2 separate regions of the Homo sapiens genome follow, and region 1 is linked to region 2. The links are chromatin contacts, found by Hi-C or POLR2A ChIA-PET in ENCODE. All regions are on one chromosome and are shown on one strand. The core of a region is the stretch at or near the end of the contact, and the rest is flanking DNA. Distances in the headings are between cores, read along the strand shown.

Evidence for each region. Hi-C counts contacts between places; a loop is a spot of excess contacts on that map. ChIA-PET counts read pairs that join two places held with the same protein, here RNA polymerase II (POLR2A). Pooled maps may share reads with other maps.
Region 1: a loop to region 2 is called in a pooled map, with 3 times the contacts of the local background. The contact joins two enhancer-like sites. A Hi-C loop is called at or near these places in 3 of 50 pooled maps. POLR2A ChIA-PET finds 5 or more read pairs at or near these places in 3 of 52 experiments (CD4-positive, alpha-beta T cell, WTC11 and activated T-cell).

Annotation. Positions count from the first base shown.
Region 1 is chr10:102,659,875-102,665,669 of GRCh38, forward strand. No RefSeq gene overlaps it. Among named protein-coding and RNA genes, the nearest start is that of TRIM8, 18 kb to the left of the region's middle. RefSeq lists a silencer at 1,394-1,453. Within about 2 kb of position 1,402, at least 25 of the 41 ENCODE cell types and tissues checked have a DNase peak (open chromatin) inside an H3K27ac peak, as active enhancers do.
Region 2 is chr10:102,186,793-102,192,391 of GRCh38, forward strand. No RefSeq gene overlaps it. Among named protein-coding and RNA genes, the nearest start is that of ELOVL3, 37 kb to the right of the region's middle. Within about 2 kb of position 2,764, at least 3 of the 41 ENCODE cell types and tissues checked have a DNase peak (open chromatin) inside an H3K27ac peak, as active enhancers do.

The DNA of each region.
Region 1 (5,795 bases), core at 152-2,651, 470 kb after region 2:
AGCCAGACTCCATCTCAAAAAAAAAAAAAAAAAGTCCCATGCCAGTGGTCCAAGCCTCACTGACCCCTAGCCACCCCTCCCCTCAGAAAAATAAAGGCTTGCCGAGCACGTTGGCTCATGCCTGGAATCCCAGCAGTTTGAAGGTGGATGGATCACTTGAGTTCAGGAGTTCAAAACCAGCCTGGGCCACATGGTGAAACCCCATCTCTACTAAAACGAAAAATTAGCCAGGCGTGGTGCCACGGGCCTGTGGTCCTAGCTACTCTGGAGGCTGAAGTGGGAGGATTGCTTGATTGAGGCTGGGAGGTGGAGGTTGCAGTGAGCTGAGATCTTGCCACTGCACTCCAACCTGGGCAACAGAGCAAGATCCTGTCTCAAAGAAAAAAAAGAAAAATAAAGACTTTGGGGCTGGCCAGACCAAACCATAGCCTTGGTCTTGCTAACTGCCTCCGCCTTCCTGCCCTGAGGGAGTAGAGGATGACTCGGGTGGGGTGGTGGACCCTTGCTTCATTGTTCCCCTCCCCAGTGTGGCAGGGAGCCAGGAGCAGTATGACAACAGCTGGCCTACCCCTTCCCTCCCCGTGCACCTGTTTGGGGCTAAAGGGAGTGGGGAAATGACTGGAGCACAGTGCCCCTCCAGCCCAGGGTGCAGGATGCCTGGGGGCAGGTGCCGGTGGACAGTCACTTCACTCCACTCAAATCTGCTTCTGTCTCACTGTCCCTTTCTCCAGTTCTCAGGAGCCCTGAGACATCCCCCGTGCCAAGAGTTGGGAGCCAAGATAAAAAGCTGCCTAATTTCTTTCCCACTTGGCCTAGTTTTGTTTTGGCTGAGGGGAGAGGCCCTTTCCCCAGGTGCGTCAATCCACTGAGATGTGGAGGGGACATTCTGGTGGGAATGGGATGGGCTTGAGCCCCTCCATGTCCCAGCTTTGAAGCCCACTCCAGACAATGACACGCTCAGGCACACATCTATAGGTGAAGCAGCAGCTGCCCAGAGTTGGCTTGGGGGGGGTTCCCTAGGCAGCCAGGGAAGCAGGGAGACGCTAACCCACCCAGCTGTCCCCAGCCACCCAGCTGTCCCTGGCTTTGTAGGAGCAGCTGTCACCCAGCTCCCAAAAGGGTCGGGGCAGAGGAGGCCCAGAAAGAGCTGGGGCTGCCCCAGGGAACAGGCTTATTCAGAAGTCATCGGAGGGGCCTTCTCTGCCCTGAACTGGTGGCCCCTTGGAGGGCTGGCTGCAGCCACAGGTGCCCCAGTGCCCAGCCCTCCCCTCCTGCCTTCCCCCAAAGGCCATCACGCCTCCCCTTTCCGGGAAGGGTTGGGGATCTGACCACGTCTCCCTACCCCACAGACTGGGGCCGACAGCTCCTGTGGCCCAGATGTGCTGAGCCCGCAGCGAGGCCACCGCGAGGGAGTGGGTGGGGGTGGTTTCCTCTGCTGCCTGCCGGCCCCAGCTCTTTCATGTTGCCGCCCTCCCCATCCCAGCCCGGAGCCAAGCAGCTGGGCCGCTCCTGCCCCCTCCCTCGGCCTCGCTCCCAGCTGTCTTTGGGGTGGGGCAGGGCAGCTGGGGAACAGCTGCAAGGCAGGAGCCTGGGGGGTGATGGGTGCCCCCTGCAACTGCCGGAAACGGTCTTTGGGCCAAGAAGGGAGTCTGAAGGGTGGGGGTGGAGAGGGCGAGGCCTAGGGGATGATCGGCTCCACCCCTTCTCCCAGCGCATCTGGCCAGGAGACCCCAGCTCAAAGCCCCCTCCAGCTTCAAAGGGCACCCTGGGGTGGGAGGCAGGAGACGAGGGTGGATGCCCTGACCCACTGAGTCCGCACCCCAGGGCCCCTCTCTCCAAGCTGTGACCTCACCTCAGGGTTCTTAACAGGCCTTGCTAACACTCTCCCACTCAGATCCTGTCATTGTCACCATGGCCTTCCTAAGACACCCTCATCTTCTCCCATCCGAGGGTGGGGGAGAACCAATTCGATTCGCAACTTCAGGACCCAGGACCCATCTAGCCGCCTGGGGGATTCCCTACCCCACCTCTGCAGCCTGTAAATTCTGGGGGAGGAGGCCCTGGAGGGAGGATCAGAGGCATGTCCTTCCCCAACCTCCCACTCTGGCCTACTAAGAAATGGGAGCAGGGCTGACCCTATGAAAGTGTGGGAGGTGAAGGAGCTGGAGTCGTGATTCCTGGGTATCCCCAGACAGACATCACCACACTACAGCCCCTCTTCTAAGGTGATCCCAGCACTTTGGGAGGCTGAAGCAGGAGGATCCCTTGATGAGACCAGCATGGGCAGTATAAGGAGATCCTGTCTCTATAAAAAATTAAAATATTAGGCTGGGCGCGGTGGCTCATGCCTGTAATCCCAACACTTTGGGAGGCCAAGGCAAGCAGATCACTTGAGGTCAGGAGTTCGAGACCAGCCTGGCCAACATGGTGAAAGCCCAACTCTACTAAAAATAAAAAAAATTATCTGGGCCGGGCACGGTTGTTCACACCTGTAATCCCAGCACTTTGGGAGGCTGAGGCAGGCGGATTACGAGGTCAGGAGATGGAGACCATCTTGGCCAACATGGTGAAACCCTGTCTCTACTAAAATACAAAAACTTAGCTGGGCGTGAAGGCACATGCCTGTAATTCCAGCTACTTGGAAGGCTGAGGCAGGGGAATCGCTTGAAACTGGGAGGCGGAGGTTGCACTGAGCAGAGATCGTGCCACTGCATTCCAGCCTCGGGACAGAGCAAGACTTCCTCTCAAAAAAAAAAAATTATCTGGGTGTGGTGGTGGGCACCTGCAATCACAGCTACTGGGGAGCCTGAGGCAGGAGAATCGCTTGAACAGGGGAGGCGGAGGTTGCAGTGAGCCGAGATGGCGCCATTGCACTCCAACTGGGGTGACAGCGCGAGACTCCATATCAAAAAAAAAAAAAAAAAAAAAAGGCCGGCACGGTGGCTCACGCCTGTAATCCCAGCACTTTGGGAGGCTGAGGCGGGAGGATCATGAGGTCAGGAGATCGAGACTATCCTAGCTAACACAGTGAAACCCCGTCTCTACTAAAAATACAAATAATTAGCTGGGCGTGGTGGCCTGCACTTGTAGTCCTGGCTACTCGGGAGGCAGAGGCAGGAGAATGGTGTGAACCCAGGAGGCAGAGCTTGCAGTGAGCCGAGATCGTGTCACTGCACTCCAGCCTGGGCCACAGAGCAAGACTCTGTCTCAAAAACAAAACAAAACAAAACAAAAACCCACAAAAAATTAAAAATTTAACCTGACGTGCTGGCATGTGTGGTCTCAGCTACTCAGGAGGCTGAGGCAAGAGGATCACTTGAGTGCTGGAGGATCCCTTGAGCCTGGGAGGTCAAGGCTGCAGTGAGCTGTGATTGCACCACTGAACTCCAGCCTGGACGACAGAGCGAGACCCTGTCTCAAGTAAATAAAATAAAATAAAATAAATAAAATAAAATAAATAAAATAAAATAAAATAAAATAAATAAAATAAAAAATAAAATAAAATAAAATAAAATAAAATAAATAAAATAAAATAAAATAAATAAAATAAAATAAATAAAATGCCTGGCATGGTGTCTTATGCCTGTAATCCCAGCACTTTGGGAGGCCGAGGCAGGTGGATTGCCTGAGGTCAGGAGTTGGAGACCAGCCAGGCCAACATGGTGAAACCCTGTCTCTAGTAAGAATACAAAAATTAGCAGGGCATGTTGGTGGGTGCCTGTAATCCCAGCTACTTGGGAGACTGAGGCAGGAGAATTGCTTGAACCTGGGAGGTGGAGGTTGCTGTGAGCCGAGATTGCGCCACTGCACTCCAGCCTGGGTGACAGAGCAAGACTCCGTCTCAAAATAAATAAAATAAAATAAAATAAAATATAAAATAAAATAAAATAAAATAAAATAAATAAAATAAAATAAAATTAAAATAAAATAAAATAAAATAAAATATAAAATAAAATAAAATAAAATAAAATAAATAAAATAAAATAAGTCTCCCTGCGTGTTTTTGGAAAATTCTTCCTTGGAGGAGCTTTAGAAACAGTGGTCTCCAGAACCCGGATTCTGGTGCTGGTTCTAGAATCCTCTGGGTCCTGTTTGTTTTTGTTAAGAGGGCAAGGAAGGAAATTGAGAGCACTCTTAGACGGCCTTTGTCTTTTTTTTTTTTTTTTTTTGGGGAGACGGAGTCTCGCTCTGTTGCCCAGGCTGGAGTGCAGTGACGATCTCGGCTCACTGCAAGCTCCGCCTCCCAGGTTCACGCCATTCTCCTGCCTCAGGCTCCCCAGTAGCTGGGACTATAGGCGCCTGCCACCACGCCCGGCTAATTTTGCCCGGCTAATTTTTTTGTATTTTTAGTAGAGACGGGGTTTCACTGTGTTAGCCAGGATGGTCTCGATCTCCTGACCTTGTGATCTGCCCACCTCGGCCTCCCAAAGTGCTGGGATTACAGGCGTGAGCCACCACGCCCGGCCCTAGATTGCCTCTGTCTTATACTCTGTGCAGAAGAGCTGGGGCAGGGCCTGGGGTTCAGGCTTTTCCAGGGCTAAGCTTCCAGAATCTTCTTTGGAGGCTGGGAGAAATGGGAAATACTTCACAGTATGGGGCAGAGGCTGCTAGGGTTGAGGGGCTTATGGTGAGAAGGGATCCGCCTGGACCAGGAAGGGGCTGGCCCCAAGAACATGAGCTTCTTCCTTCAGCTTTAGCTTCCGTCTTTCTTTCCTAACACTGTGTCCTTCCACCTGAATCCCAAAGTCTGTCTTCCTTTCCAGGATAGCATGTGTTCCAACCCTGCTGGAATTCCTACACAGCCCACAACCTCAGGATGTCACTGTCACAGTGAAAGTCCTTCGACATAACCAATAGAAAGCTGATGGACAGAGCTGTGGTCTCTACCATATCCATTCTCTCTTTTTTTTTTTTTTTGAGACAGAGTCTTGCTCTGTCATCCAGGCTGGAGTGCAGTGGCCTGGACTTATCCCAGAGCTCTGCACTAGGGGGGTCTTCGAATGTTTCCTTCACGAGAGACCAGTTTTCTTTCACTTTTGTGTGGTTAATGCCTCTCAACTGTAGCAAACTGGGATATTTATGACTTCTCCTTGCACTAGATCTTCAATAATTGGCTCTTTCTTGAGAAAGGACCCATCTGCTCTGTGATACAGATTTTTTTTATTATTATTATTTACACTGAGGCAAGCAGGGGGCGATACATGAGGTGGTATGCAGCTTGTAGCATGGGGGCTTAGAGAAGGCACAGAATGGCCGGGTGCACTGGCTCATGCCTGTAATTCCAGCACTTTGGGAGGCTGAGGCCGGTGTATCACCTGAGGTCGGGAGTTCAAGACTAGCCTGGCCAACATGGTGAAACCCCGTCTCTACTAAAAGTACAAAAATTAGCCAGGAGTGGTAGCAGGCGCCTGTAATCCCAGCTACTCAGGAGGCTGAGGCAGGAGAATCGCCTGAACCCGGGAGATGGAGGTTGCAGTGAGCCGAGATCTCACTACTGCACTCCAGCCTGGGTGACAAGAGTGAGACTTTAGTCTCAAAAAAAAGAGATGGCACAGAATTCCATCTCAGAAGTAGAATGCAGGGAGGGGTGTTCCAAGAACTGGGTGTAAAGGTGGTATGAACTTCTGGTCCACCTGGAAAAAAAAACAGCAGTGAATCATTTGACATATAAAAGTCCTGGGCCAGGCGCGGTGGCTCACACCTGTGATCCCCGCACTTTGGGAGGCTGAGGCGGGCGGATCACCTGAGGTCGGGAGTTCGAGACCAGCCTGGCCAACACGGTGGAATCCCATGTC
Region 2 (5,599 bases), core at 1,514-4,013:
GACATCTGCATCCAGATAGGTGAGTATCCTTTGTGGGCCCAGACAGCAGGATTTGCTCCTCTCAATTTGGGAAATTTTTAAAAGAATTTTCATTTGCAGGTTGAACAAGCCCAACTGACTGAGGGAGGGAAACACCCTGACTGTTTTTATGTGGACACTCTTGGGGGCTAGTTTATAATTGTATGTTGTGTCTGGGCAAGTGAGTGCCTCGTGTGTGTACCAGACAGCGGGATCAGTTCCTCTCAATTTGGGAAATTTCCTAAGGAATTTTTGTTTGCATTTGATCAAGCCCAACCAATGAAGAGAGGAAGCACCCTGACTGTTTGAGTTTGGACACTCTTGGGGCTTGTTTTTTGCTGCAGCAGTTGGATTGTGTTTTGGTGATCATTTGTGTGTGTTTTATATAGTCATGAGAAGTTAGAATTCGGTAAACTGATATTCATTTGCAATACTGTTGGCCCCAGTGTTGTTTGGAATCTGGCGTTTGCTGTTTGGAATCTGGAGTTTGCTGCTGAATGGGAAAGTGGGATGGAGTTGTGTGTATCCAGGCTTTTGTGCTGCTGTTCTAAGCAAGGTTGGGCCTGGCAGGTATGTGATGTTCTCCTTTGTTGCTGTTTGACCCCAATGTTCTTTGGAGTCTGAGGAGGTTTGGCCTTTAAAAATCAAACTGCCATGGAAACTACTATACCCAAAATTTTGATTCACAGCCTTCACTGAATTACCTACTGGGACAAAGTGTAACCATGTAAAACCAGTAAGCTTGTATTGCTATCTCATAGCTATAGTTCCAAGGTAAAAGCTATTGGATCTTTGTTTATGTGTGTATATTCATGTTTAGATGTGTTTATTTGTATGTACCCTTATTGGTATATGTTGTGTCTACCAAATTGGCTTATAAGTAAAACAGCACTCATAAATTAAATAAGTCAAAGCAATTTTCAAGTTCGTGTGAGTTAAGTAAATTTTTTCGAAACCAGCTGGCTGTAAAATTATTGGTAAAATGAAAATAAAAATGTCTTCAAAATTGTGAGCATACATTTTTGTCTGGATTTTATATTTGTCTCTGGTAGATATTTTGAGGTTTCAGGGTTTGGCATAGAAGGTTATAAAATTATAAACCCAGCCAAAACAAATGATCTTCATGAAAATTTTTTGAAAAGTAGTATTACGGGATCACTGGATGTCAATTTTTCTGGCCAGAAACCTCTGTGGCCAGTGGTGCTTTGCCTGAGTTCTTGTCCTGCGTTCAGGAAGAATGAGGTACTCAGGCAAGTGAACCAGACAAAGAGGAGCTTTATTTAGTATTAGAGCAGCTCAGGGGAGACGCACAGTGGGTAGCTCCTTTCTGTTACTCGTTGTCCCAACGTCTGCTGCTCTCAGCAGAGAGGAGGCCCTGGAGAGGACAGCTCCTGTCTGCTACTGGTCATCTTGACGTATGCTGCCCTCAGCAGAGAGGAGGCCCTGGAGAGGATGGCTCCTCTCTGAAGCTGGTCCACGCAATGTCTCTTCTGGTCTCTGAAGCTCTTAGCAGAGAGGGTAGCTCCTTTCTGCCAGCTGGCCATCCCATTGTCTCTAGCTATCAGCAGGGGGAATAGCTCCTCTCTGCATTTGGTCCTCTTGTTGTCTCCCCAACCTCTGCCCTGCTGTGGCTGAGCCCAGGGCTTTTATGTGGCTCGGGGAAGGGAGTGTGTGCTGACTGGTCCACAGGAAAAAGCACCATGAGTTCCTCCTCCAATCAGCAGGAATGGCAGCCTGGCCCCCACACTTCAGGCCTGTCCTGGCATGAAGGTGGGGCTTCACTGGGGACTTGCCCCCTTCCACCCAGGAGCCTGTCTGCCTTCCACAGCCATCCATAGTGCCCAGGCTGCTGGCACCAAGGGGCACCTGCAGGCCAGCACCAGTCACTCTCAGCCCCTCTCAACTTCCCTTCCTGCACTCCTCAGTGCCCAAAGTCCAGAGGGGGGCAGGGCAGCAGGGGACTGGCGTGTCAGCACTGCCCTGAGCTTGCACACACCTGGCAGCACTGTGACAGCCCCTGGACTTGGCCCCAAGCCTGGTCCAAGATCAGAGTGGGCACCGGGAGCAGGGAAAGGCCAAGCAGCAAGAGCAGGGAGAGGCCAAGCAGCAGGAGCAGGCAACTCTGAGCCTACAAGGGCAAGGAGGGGGCCTTTTCAGGCCCCCCAAGAGTGCAGGGATGCCTGGGTCTGCAGCCCCAATTTGGGCGGCTGCAGCACCCCACAGCGGGGTGGGGTTCCTGCCTGCTCTGTGGAACTGGAGGCCTGTATCTGGAGCTGTGGACCAAGTTGCTGCAGCTGCACCCAGGAAGGGATGGATCCTGCCTGCTCCTGGCCCCAACAAGAGCACAGGGAGGCTCAGATCTGCAGCGAACACCTGTAGTCCCAGGTACTCAGGAGACTGAGGCAGGAGAATTGCTTGAACCTAGGAGGCAGAGATTGCAGTGAGCTGAGATTGTGTTACTGTGCTCTAGGCCAGGGAACAAAGCAAGACTCTGTCTCAAAAAAAAAAAAAAGACTTTTGTCAACCACAATCGATGTTTTGCTTTGATTCTTCTCAAAAAGTGACTTACAATCAGCTACAGTCCAGGGCTTGCTTCTTTGGAGGAGTTCATTAAAAGGACTTTTGATTTGCAGGTTTCTGATAACTTTGGGGTTTGTGCCACTGAATTAGAGAGAAAACTTCCAGGACTGTAATTGAAAAGCTGGTGTGTTCATAAAGATTGCTAACTCAATATGAAACAGAGCAAGAGTTGATTGCATGAATTGAAACTGAAACTGAAATAGTTTTTATGGCTTTTTGTTTGAAATATTGCTGATTCTTTTGTTTGTTTGTTTGTTTGAGACGGAGTTTCCCTCTTGTTGCTCAGGCTGGAGTGCAGTGGCGGATCTTGGCTCACTGCAACCTCTGCCTCCCAGGTTCAAGTGATTCTCCTGCCTCAGCCTCCTGAGTAGCTGGCATTTCAGGCATGCATCACCATGCCCAGCTAATTTTGTATTTTTAGTAGAGACAGGGTTTCTCTATGTTGGTCAGGCTGGTCTCGAACTCCTGACCTCAGGTGGTCCACCCACCTCAGCCTCCCAAACTGCTGGGATTACAGGTGTGAGTGACCACGCCCAGCTATATTGCTGATTCTTTTTGTTTTTTCAGAGTCTGAATAATTTTTCCTTTTGAGCTGTTTATAGCCTTTAAGCATACTTTAAGTGTATTAAGTGGAGTATACTTTTTTTTTTTTTTTGAGATGGAGTCTCGCTCTGTTGCCCAGGCTGGAGTGCAATGGTGTGATCTTGACTCACTGCAACCTCCACCTCCTGGGTTCAAGCAATTATCCTGCCTCAGCCTACTGAGTAGCTGGGATTACAGGTGTGCACCACCACTCCCAGCTAATTTTTGTATTTTCAGTATAGATGGGATTTTGCCATGTTGGCCAGGCTGGTCTTGAACTCCTGACCTCAGCTGATCTGCTTGCCTTAGCCTCCCAAAGTGCTAGCCACTGCACCCAGCAAAAGTGCAGTGTACTTTTTAATTTTTTTGAGATGGAGTGTCACTCTGTTGCCCAGGCTAGAGTGCAGTGGCGTGATCTTGGCTCACTGCAACCTCCGCCTCCTGGACCCAAGTGATTCTCCTGCCCCAGCCTCCTGAGTAGCTGGGATTACAGGCGTGCGCCACCATGTCTGGCTAATTTTTGTATTTTTAGTGGAGACAGGGTTTCACCATGTTGGCCAGGCTGGTCTCAAACTCCTGACCTCAAGTGATCCACCAGCCTCAGCCTCCCAAAGTGCTGGGATTACAGACGTGAGCCATCGCACCCAGCTGAGTATACTTTTGTAAACAGAATTTGAGTCATATATCTCTCTCTGCCTAATTTCTCCAAAATTTGTAAACTATTTGTGAATATTCTTAATTCATGGCAATGTATATGTTTGCATATACTTAATAACAACATATTTTCAGCCAGGCGCGGTGGCTCACTCCTGTAATCCCAGCACTCTGGGAGGCCGAGGTGGGCGGATCACGAGGTCAGGAGGTCGAGACCATCCTGGCTAACACGGTGAAACCCCATCTCTACTAAAAACACAAAAAATTAGCTGGGCGTGGTGGTGGGCGTCTGTAGTCCCACCTACTCGCAAGGCTGAGGCAGGAGAATGACGTGAACCCAGGAGGCAGAGCTTGCAATGAGCCAAGATTGTGCCACTGCACTCCAGCCTGGGCAACAGAGCGAGTGTCCATCTCAAAAAAAAAAAAAAAAAAAAAAACCAACAACATATTTTCTTTTGTAACAGGGCACAATTGAAGGAACTGGTTTTATTATCATTATTATTATTATTATTATTATTATTTTGAGACAGAGCCTTGCTCTGTCACCCAGGCTGGAGTGCAGTGGCATGATCTTGGCTCACTGCAAGCTCCGCCTCCTGGGTTCACGCCATTCTCCTGCCTTAGCCTCCCGAATAGCTGGGACCACAGGTGCCCACCACCACGCCTGGCTAATTTTTTTTTTTTGTATTTTTAGGAGAGACAGGGTTTCACCATGTTAGCCAGGATGGTCTCGATCTCCTGACCTCATGATCCACCCACCTCGGCCTCCCAAAGTGCTGGGATTACAGGTGTGAGCCACCACACCTGGCCAGGAACTGGTTATTTTCTCAGGGCTTTGACTGAAATGGTCTTGTGAGATGTTCCAGCAAAGCTGATTTGGGAGAGTCTATATGGACAATGATTCTTGCTGCACTGTGTGTGGGTAATCAGGTCGATTATATGGGACTGCAGCTTATTTTGCAGGTAGATTGGTCCTGCTGTGATTTGTCTTTGGTGGAAGCAGTGGACTGTAGAGAGAAATATCATGTGTCAGAAGAAACTCTACATTAGATTAACCTTTGATCCCTGGATGGCTACATGGTCACCCATGGTATGGAGCTGCCTATGACACCCCTCCTCATTATGAAGCAGCCAGAAAGATAGACAACCAGATTCCTCATGATTGAGGAATTGATCAATAGAAAGGGGGCACTGAAACCAACCCAATAGTCCCATAGACTGTTCTTTTGGATAAACATAGAAATTGACCTTTCTGATCTTAAAGCTTGAACCTTATATTTGTTCTACTTGAGTTCCTTCCTCAGGAAAGGACCCTTAGGCCTTTTAAAAAAAAAAAGAAAACTGAAACTCATCAGATCATTACATTTGGATAGACTTTGGACCCCTCATTCATCGCGATTGCTTTCTTACCCTTCTCTAGTTCCTGTTTGCCTACACATTGTTACATTTCTTCCCTGCTATATAAACCCTTTGTTTTAGTCAGTCAGGGAGATGGATTTGAGGCTGAGCTCCCATATCCTGGGCTGCAGCACCCGATTAAAGCCTTCTTCCTTGGCAATACTTGTCGTCTCAGTCATTGGCTTTCAGTGTGGCGAGCAGCAGGACCTGGACTGAACCCCTCGTGTTTTGGTAACACAAAAAGAAGATGGCTGACTGGAGGCATCTTGCACTTGCCTCCTCCACAAAGAAGAACCAAAATAGCGAATAGATAATAATACTTTGAATCAAGCATCTAAGGGAGACCACTGGAACTCAACAGGGAAGT